Regions from separate parts of the Homo sapiens genome. Here region 1 is linked to region 2. The links are chromatin loops, found by intact Hi-C in ENCODE. Cell type or tissue: chondrocyte. All regions are shown on one strand. Each heading gives the region's core, and the rest is flanking DNA. Links, peaks and the distances in the headings are about the cores only.

Region 1 (4,387 bases), core at 212-4,211, 200 kb after region 2:
GGCAATAGAGCGAGACTCCGTCTCAAAAAAAAAAAAAAAAAAAAGAGAGAGAGACCTCGGTCAGGCGAGGTGGTCACACCTGTAATCCCACCATTTTGGGAGGCCGAGGCAGGTGGATCACCTGAGGTCGGGAATTTGAGACCAGCCTGGCCAACATGGTGAAACTTCACCTCTACCAAAAATACAAAATTAGTTGGACGTGGTGGTGGGTGCCTGTAATCCCAGGTACTCGGGAGGCTGAGGCAGGAGAATCGCTTGAATCCGGGAGGCAGAGGTTGCAGTGAGCCGAGATCGTGCTATTGCACTCCAGCCTGGGCAACAAGAGCAAAATTTCATCTAAAAAAAAAAAAGGTTTTTCTGTAGAGATGGGGGTCTTGCTAGGTTGCCCAGGCTGGTCTCAAAATCCTGGCTTCAAGCGATGCTCCAGCCTTGGCCTCCCAAAGCACTGGGATAGGCAGGAGCCACCATGCCTGGACATAGGACCAAGATTCTATATTTTTTTCCCATAATCTTTTTTTTTTCTTCCTTTTTCTGATTTCCAGTGGGGTTGGATTTTGCTCAAAATTTTTTTTTTTTTTTTTTTTTAAGATGGAGTCTCACTCTGTCACTCAGACTGGAGTGCAGTGGCATGATCTCGGCTCACTGCAACTTCTGCCTCCTGGGTTCATGCAATTCTCCTGCCTCAGTCTCTCGAGTAGCTGGGACTACAGGCACACGCCACCACACCTGGCTAATTTTTATATTTTTAGTAGAGACGAGGTTTCACCATGATGGCCAGGCTGGTCTCGAACTGCTGACCTCAAGTGATCCACCCGCCTCGGCCTCCCAAAGTGTTGGGATTATAGGCATGAGCCACCACGCCTGGACTTAACTCAATTTTTTTTCTTATTTTTTTGACCTTGAGGATGAGGATTCTGAGCAAAGCTGCACCACCCCATCCCATATCCTCTGTCTTTAAAAAAACACCCTTGGGGCTGGGCACAGTGGCTCACACCTGTAATCCCAGCACTTTGAGAGGCCGAGGTGGGCGGATCACAAGGTCAGGAGATGGAGACCATCCTGGCTAACACGGTGAAACCCGTCTCTATTAAAAATACAAAAAATTAGCCAGGCATGGTGGCGTGCATCAGGAGGCTGAGGCAGGAGAATCGCTTGAACCCAGAAGGCAGAGGTTGCAGTGAGCTGAGATGGCACCACTGCACTCCAGCCTGGGCGACAGAGCGAGACTCCGTCTCAAAACAAAACAAAACAAAAAAAAACACCCTTGGGCTGCCAGTGTCTGATTTCCCAGGGAGTTCCCCGGGACCTGGGTCTGATGTGTCATCTGATTTCTTACTTGAGGCAAAAAAAGTAAGGACAGGGATGAGGAGTTCCAAGTATCTGTGGCCTCAGCCTGGTTGGACTGTGGGTAGGAGAAGGAAGGAGTATTCCGGAGAACCAGTTGCAGCCATGGAAGAGGGGTTTCCTGGGGAAACAGGATTTTTTTTTTTTTTTTAGACAGAATCTCGCTCTGTTGCCCAGAGTAAGTGCAGTGGCACCATCTCGGCTCACTGCAACCTCTGCCTCCCAGGTCCAAGCGATTCTTCTGCCTCAGCCTCCTGAGTAGCTGGGACTACAGTGTGTGCCACCATGCCCGGCTTATTTTTGTATTTTTAGTAGACAGGGTTTCACCATGTTGCCCAGGGTGGTCTCAAACTCCTGACCTCAAGTGATCTGCCCCCTTGGCCTCCCAAAGTGCTGGGATTACAGGCATGAGCCACGGCGCCCGACCCCAATTCCACTTTTTTTTTTTTTTTTTTGAGACGCAGTCTTGCTCTGTCGCCGAGGCTGGAGTGCAGTGACGCGATCTCGGCTCACTGCAACCTCAGCCTCCCAGGGTCAAGCGATTCCCCTGCCTCAGCCTCCCTAGTAGCTGGGACTACAGGCACACACCACCATGCCCAGCTAATTTTTTGTGTGTGTGTTTTAGTAGAGACGGGGTTTCACCATGTTGGCCAGGATGGTCTCGATTTCCTGACCTTGTGGTCCACCCGCCTTGGCCTCCCAAAGTGCTGGGATTACAGGCGTGAGCCACGGTGCCTGGCCCTAACCCACATTTTAAGAAGGCTGGAATATGACTTTGGAAGAAAAGCTTGGGTTGTGCTTGCAGGGACACGCACCTGCCTGCAGGGGACACTGTGGGTGGCTGCCAGCAGGGCACATGCAGGGTGGGAGACCAGGGCCAAGGGCACGCCGAGCGCAGGTGACCTGCAGAGCCAGGCTCACTGGTGGGACCCAAAGGTGCAGGAGGCCAGGACCCAGGGGCACAGCTGGTCCTTGGAGACAAGTCCCAAGCTGAGCTGGCTGCCACCTCCACCCCCACCACCCAGCAAGGCAGGGATCATTTCACAGCCCACCACATCCAGACATGCAGCTGTTCAGGTCCAAGAAGCCCATCTAAGTAGAGGGGCTTTCTTTACCCGCCTGTTTCCCTCTCCATCTCCAGGGGGCCTGCGGTGGGTTCCTGGCCTCTCCAGATTGCCAGAGATAACCTTCAGTTCCCTATTTCCTAAAATGAAGAAATTGAATTGAAATGTTCCAGGGTCCTCTAGCATCCTAACATACTGATTTGTGTCATTTATAGATTTGTTATTTAAAGCAAGCATGTCTCACTCTAAGTTACTTTCCCTGAAAACTTGGATTAAAAATAAATCTGTATTTTAAATTCATAACTACAGCTTATTTACCACTCTTCTGAAATTACTTTGCAAAGTGAAGGATCACTTTGCAAAGTGAAGCTCACTTTGTAAAGTGAACAAACTTAATTTTATCAGGAAAAAAAAAAAGCAGCAGCTGGGTGTGGTAGCTCATGCCTCTAGTCCCAGCTATTTGTGAGGCTGACGCAGGAGAGCTGCTTGAGGCCAGGAGTTCGAGACCAGCCTGGCCAACATGGTGAAACCCCATCTCTACTAAAAATACAAAAATTAGCTGGGCGTGGTGGCACATGCCTGTAGTCCCAGCTACTCGGGAGGCTGGGGCAGGAGAATTGCTTGAACCCGGGAGACGGAGATTGCAGTGAGCCGAGATCGTGCCACTGTATTCCAGCCTGGGCGACAGAGCAAGACTCTGACTCAAAATAAATAAATAAATAAAAATAAAATAAAAAAGAAAGAAAAGAAAAGGGAAGAAAACCAAAATTCAGCTAAGCAGGTATGTTTAGGGAGGGGAGGGAATGGAGAGGGGAAACTAGGGGATTCCAAGATACCTGGAAAGTTCTATTTCTTGAGCCAGGCGTCCTTCACATAGGTGTTTATTTTCTTATCCTGAAGTCATGCCTATACATTGGAGAGCCACTTCATATGTACGTTATTTTGTAATCAAAACCAAAAGCAATTTACCATACACGTGCACCTCCCCCACCTCATCTTCCAAACCTAGGACCAGCACGCTGGGGGAAGAAACCTGTATAAAAGTCACCCAAAGGAGTGGGGGACAGAGACCAGGACTACACCCCACCCCACCCCACCCTGACTTAGAGACCTCCACCCTGCCCTCACCCTGAACAAGAAACCCCTCAACCCATCCGTACCCTGGTTTAGAGACCCCACCGCCCCCTTCACCCACCTGGAGCCCCTGCTGTGACTGGGGTCTCAGTGATTCCATGGGTCTCCTGGGTGCGAATCCCAAACCCAGGGCAAAGGGACCAGAGGGACCATCGGTCTCCAGCCCCAGTGCTTCCTTCCTGATGGGGAGTTGTCAGGAATGTCAGTGGTGAGAGGGGACTCATGACACACCGGCTTTCTTCTCTAGGCCTCAGGCCGACAAGAAACTTGGAGAGACAGCAGCTTGCAGCTGAGTGTGGGCAAGCGGGCACCCTTGATGCAGTAGAGGAGTTGCTGTGCTAGATACTGTTGGGCATCCTTTTTTTTCTTTTTTTTTTTTTTTTGTGAGACAGTCTTGCTCTGTCGCCTAGGCTGGAGTGCAGTGGCGCGATCTCGGCTCACTGCAACCTCCGCCTCCTGGGTTCAAGCGATTCTCCTGCCTCAGCCTCCTGAGTAGCTGGGACTACAGGTGCCCACCACCACACCCGGCTAATTTTTTTTGTATTTTTAGGAGAGACAGGGTGTCACCGTGTTAGCCAGGATGGTCTCCATCTCTTGACCTCATGATCCGCCCACGTCGGCCTCCCAAAGTGCTGGGATTACAGGCGTGAGCCACCGCGCCCAGCCTTTTTTCTTTTTTTAAGACAGACCCCCTGTCACCAAGGCTGGAGTGCAGTGGCACGATCTTGGCTTGCTGCAGCCTCCACCTCCAAACCTCAAAGCCATTCTCCTGCCTCACCCTCCCAAGTAGGTGGGATTACAGATGTGCGCCAACATGCCTGGCTAATTTTTGTATTTTTGGTAGA
Region 2 (4,387 bases), core at 237-4,236:
CTCTCTTTAAAAAAACAAAAAACATAACAAAAAAGCCAAATTTTATTGGGAAAACTGGATATCCACATACAAAAGAATAAAGTGGCCGGGCACGGTGGCTCATGCCTGTAATCCCAGCACTTTGGGAGGCCGAGGCAGGCAAATCACAAGATCAGGAATTCGAAACCAGCCTGGCCAATATGGTGAAACCCCATCTCTACTAAAAACACAAAAATTAGCTGGGCATGGTGGTGGGTGCCTGTAATCCCAGCTACTCAGGAGGCTGAGGCAGGAGAATCACTTGAACCAGGGAGGCAGAGGTTGCAGTGAGCTGAGATCATGCCACTGCCCTCCAGCCTGGGTGACAGAGCGAGACCCTGTCTCAGAATAAAGTCTGGGGGCCGGGCACGGTGGATCACACCTGTAATCCCAGCATTTTGGGAGGCTGAGGCGGGTGGATCACCTGAGATCACAAGTTTGAGACCAGCCTGTCCAACATGGTGAAACCCCGTCTCTACTAAAAATACAAAAATTAGCCGGGCCTGGTGGCATGCACCTGTAAGCCTAGCTACTTGGGAGGCTGAGGCAGGAGAATTGCTCGAACCTGGGAGGCGGAGGTTGTGGTGAGCTGAGATCATGCCACTGCACTCCATGGGCAACAGAGCAAGACCCTGTCTCAAAAAAAAAAAAAAAAGTTCGATCCTTATCTTACACCATATACAAAAAATAACTCAGATTAAATAACTAAATGTAAGACCCAAAACTATAAAATGCCTGAAAGAAGACACAGCAGATTGATTTCAGGATTGATTTCCAACAATCTGATTTCAGACTTCTGGCCTCCAGAACTGTGAGAAAATAAATGTCTTGTTTTCAGCCACCAAGTTTCTGGTAATTTGTCATAGCAGCCAGGGGAAACTGATATAGTACAGTGAATAAGTAATAACTCTAATGCCAGGTAAATCGGTGCTATGAAGATAAAAAGCCCGGGAGGAGAGTTACAAGGAATGTTATCACCCTAACTTAGGATGGTTAATGGACCTGGCCTCAAGTCAAAAGCCCTGTAACAACCACGTACTTGGGAAGTTAGAACAGCAGAGAGGTGCACCACGATTTTTCTTCTTTTTAATTAGAGAAAGGGGCCAGGCGCGGTGGCTCACGCCTGTAATCCCAGCACTTTGGAAGGCCGAGGCGGGTGGATCACCTGAGGTCAGGAGTTCAAGACCAACCTGGCCAATATGGTGAAACCCCGTTTCTACTAAAAATACAAAAATTAGCCGGGTGTGATAGCATGCGCCTGTAATCCCAGCTACTCAGGAGGCTGAGGCAGGAGAATTGCTTGAACCCAGGAGGCAGAAGTTGGAGTGAGCCGAGATTGCACCATTGCTCTCCAGCCTGGGCGACAGAGCAAGACTTGGTCTCAAGCAATCCTCCTGCCTCAGCCTCCCAAGTAGCTAGGACTACAGTCACGTGCCACCATACCTGGCTAATTTTTTTTTTTTTTAGAGATGAGGTCTCGCTATGTTGCCCAGGCTGGTTTCAAATTTCTGGCCTCAAGGGATCCTCCTGCCTTGGCCTCTCAAATGGCTGGGATTACAGGTGTGAGCTACCATGACTGACCATCATGATTTTAACAAAACTGACAGGAGAATAAAAATAAGGGCAAAGTAGTAGCCAGAGGCTAGGTCCCATAAGCGCAGAAGCAGGGACCTTAGGGTTAGAAAGCAAAGGAATGTCACACATGTTCAGAGGCTCTGCAGGATGACAGGGCATAGGGACATGACTTGGGAGGCTGTTGCTCTAAATACCTAACTAGGCCAAGAAGGAGGGAGAAGTGCTGGAATTCTGGATGTATTTTACATATAGAGCCAATAGGATTTGCCAATGGATCAGAGGCAGGGAGTCAAGAGAGGGAATGGGAGCAGTCATGCCATATAGTACACCTGTAGTTCCAGCAGCTAGGGAGGCTGAGATGGGAGGATCGCTTGAGCCTGGGAGGTCAAGGCTGCAGTGAGCTTTGATCGTGCCACTGCCCACCAGCCTGGGTGATAGAGGAAGATCTTGTCTCAAAAAAAAAAAATGTCTGTGAGTTTAAACTAAATTACTGGATGATGGTGGTGTCATTTACTGAGATAAGAAACACCTGGGGAGGAACTATCCGGGCACAAATTATGAGCTCTGACCTGGACACATTAAGTATGAGGTCCCATTTGCCATCCAAGTGGAGATCCCAAATAGACATTCGGGTTCTTGTGTCTGCAGTTCGAGGAGAGGTCAGAGGAGTCACCAAGCCATGCATCTGAGTGAGCTCACGCAGAGTGGGCGAGATGTGAGCAGGCAGGGTCTGACAGCAGGGATCCCATGACGCCAGCCTGCTTTGCATGCTAGGACAGCTCAGGCTCTGGCCCTGCCTTCAACAACAGCCTTGGGCTCACGTTACAGCAGCATCCCCAAGGAGCCTCCTGCTTGTCACTGGCTTGTGTCCAGCCAGGCACAAATTTGCAACTGGGCAATTCTAACCTCTAGAGTGAGTAAGCCATTCCCATGGGGCGCTCAACTCCTCATAGAAAAAACTTTTATTGGCCGGGAGTGGTGACTCACACTGTAATCCCAGCACTTTAAGAGGCCGAGGTGGGATGATCACTTGAGGTCAGGAGTTCAAGACCAGCCTGGCCAACATGGTGAAACCCTATCTCTACTAAAAATACAAAAATTAGCCAGGCGTGGTGGCAGGCACCTGTAATCCCAGCTACTCGGGAGGCTGAGGCAGGAGAATCACTTGAATCCAGGAGGCAGAGGTTGCAGTGAGCCGAGTTAGCGCCACTGCAGTCCAGCTTGGGCAACAGGGCGAGACTCCATCTCAAAAAAACAAAAACAAAACAAAAAACTTTTATCAGGCCGGACTCAGTGGCTCATGCCTATAATCCCAGCACTTTGGGAACACAAAGTGGAAAGGATCAATTGAGCACAGGAGTTCGAGACTAGCCTGGGCAACATGGTAAGACCCCCCCCCATCTCTACAAAAGATAAAAATTAGCCAGACGTGGCGTGTGTGCCTGTGGGTCCACCTACCTAGAAGTCTGAGGTGGGAGGATCACTTGAGCTCAGGAGTTTGAGGCTGCAGTGAGCTACGATCGTGCCACTGCATTCCACCCTGTGTGACAGAGTGAGACCCTGTCTCTCTTAAAAAAAAAAAAAAAAAAAAGTCCAAAAATCCTTTTTGCAGCCAGGCGAGATGGCTCACATCTATAATCCCAGCACTTTGGGAGGCCTAGGTGGGCGAATCGCCTGAGGTCAGGAGTTCGAGACCAGTCTGGCCAACCTGGTGAAACCCCATCTCTACTAAAAATACAAAAAATTAGCCAGGCATGGTGGTGCACACCTGTAATCCCAGCTACTTGGGAGGCTGAGGCAGGAGAATTGCTTGAACCCAGGAGGTGGAGATTGCAATGAGCTGGGATCGTGCCACTGCACTCCAGCCTGGGAAAGAAGAGCAAACCTCCATCTCAAAATAAATAAATAAATAAATAAATATAAATAAAAAGCAAAAATCCTTTTTGCTTTCAGCAAAAAAAATCTTGCATGAGCAATGTAACTGAATATGTCAGATCTGATGTTTCACCTGGAACTGTGGCTGACAAGGAGCTCCTACAAGGTGTGGAAGTGCCAGCTCCATCTTTTCGCTCATCTGGGTGTGTTAGCATCTTCTTTTTTTTTTTTTTTGTTTATTTGTTTGAGACAGGCTGTACAATGGCATGATCAGAGCTCACTAGAGCCTCCAAATCCTGGACTCAAGCGATCCTCCCGTCTCAGCCTCCTGAGTAGCTGTGACTACAGGTGCACACCACCACTCCCAGATAATTTTTTTTTTTCCGAAGAGATGTGAGGGGGTCTCACTATGTTGCCCAGGCTGGTCTTGAACTCCTGACCTCAAGCGATCCTCCCAGTTCAGCCTCCCAAAGTGCTGGGATTACAGGTATAAGCCACTGCACCCAGTCTGCATCATCTTCAATCTGTGCTTTCTTTTTTTTTTTTTGAGATGGAGTCTTGCTCTGTCACCAGGCTGGGGTGCAGTGGCGCAATCTCGGCTCACCGCAACCTCCAACTCCCTGGTTCAAGCGATTTTCCTGCCTCAGCCTCCCAAGTAGCTGGGATTGCAGGCACGTACCACCATGCCCAGCTAATTTTTGTATTTTTAGTAGAGACGGGGTTTCACCATGTTGGCCAGGATGGTCTCGATCTCCTGACCTCACGATCCACCCGCCTCAGCCTCTCAAAGTGCTGGGATTACAGGTGTGAGCCACCACGCCAGGCCCAATCTGTGCTTTCTTTGCAGGAATTGTTTTCAACTATGAGTCCATTCTGTGAGGGTTAATTTAGTCAAAACTGGATAACATCACTCAACCAA

Evidence for each region. A loop is a pair of places that touch in the nucleus more often than their neighbours do. Peaks named below come from ENCODE experiments on the same cell type or tissue, not always from the same donor. Only the 100,000 strongest peaks of a DNase experiment are listed, where the experiment ranks them.
Region 1: a loop joins it to region 2, with 3 times the contacts of the local background. A loop is called at or near these places in 6 of 110 quality-filtered maps.

Annotation. Positions count from the first base shown.
Region 1 is chr7:74,273,299-74,277,685 of GRCh38, forward strand. No RefSeq gene overlaps it. Among named protein-coding and RNA genes, the nearest start is that of CLIP2, 14 kb to the right of the region's middle. RefSeq lists enhancers at 975-1,024, 1,315-1,384. In chondrocyte, for the core only: CTCF peaks have their summits at 2,185 (motif pointing right) and 2,387; no DNase peak of the experiment used is centred there.
Region 2 is chr7:74,077,004-74,081,390 of GRCh38, forward strand. No RefSeq gene overlaps it. Among named protein-coding and RNA genes, the nearest start is that of LIMK1, 4.6 kb to the right of the region's middle. In chondrocyte, for the core only: no CTCF peak of the experiment used is centred there; a DNase peak (open chromatin) is centred at 2,366.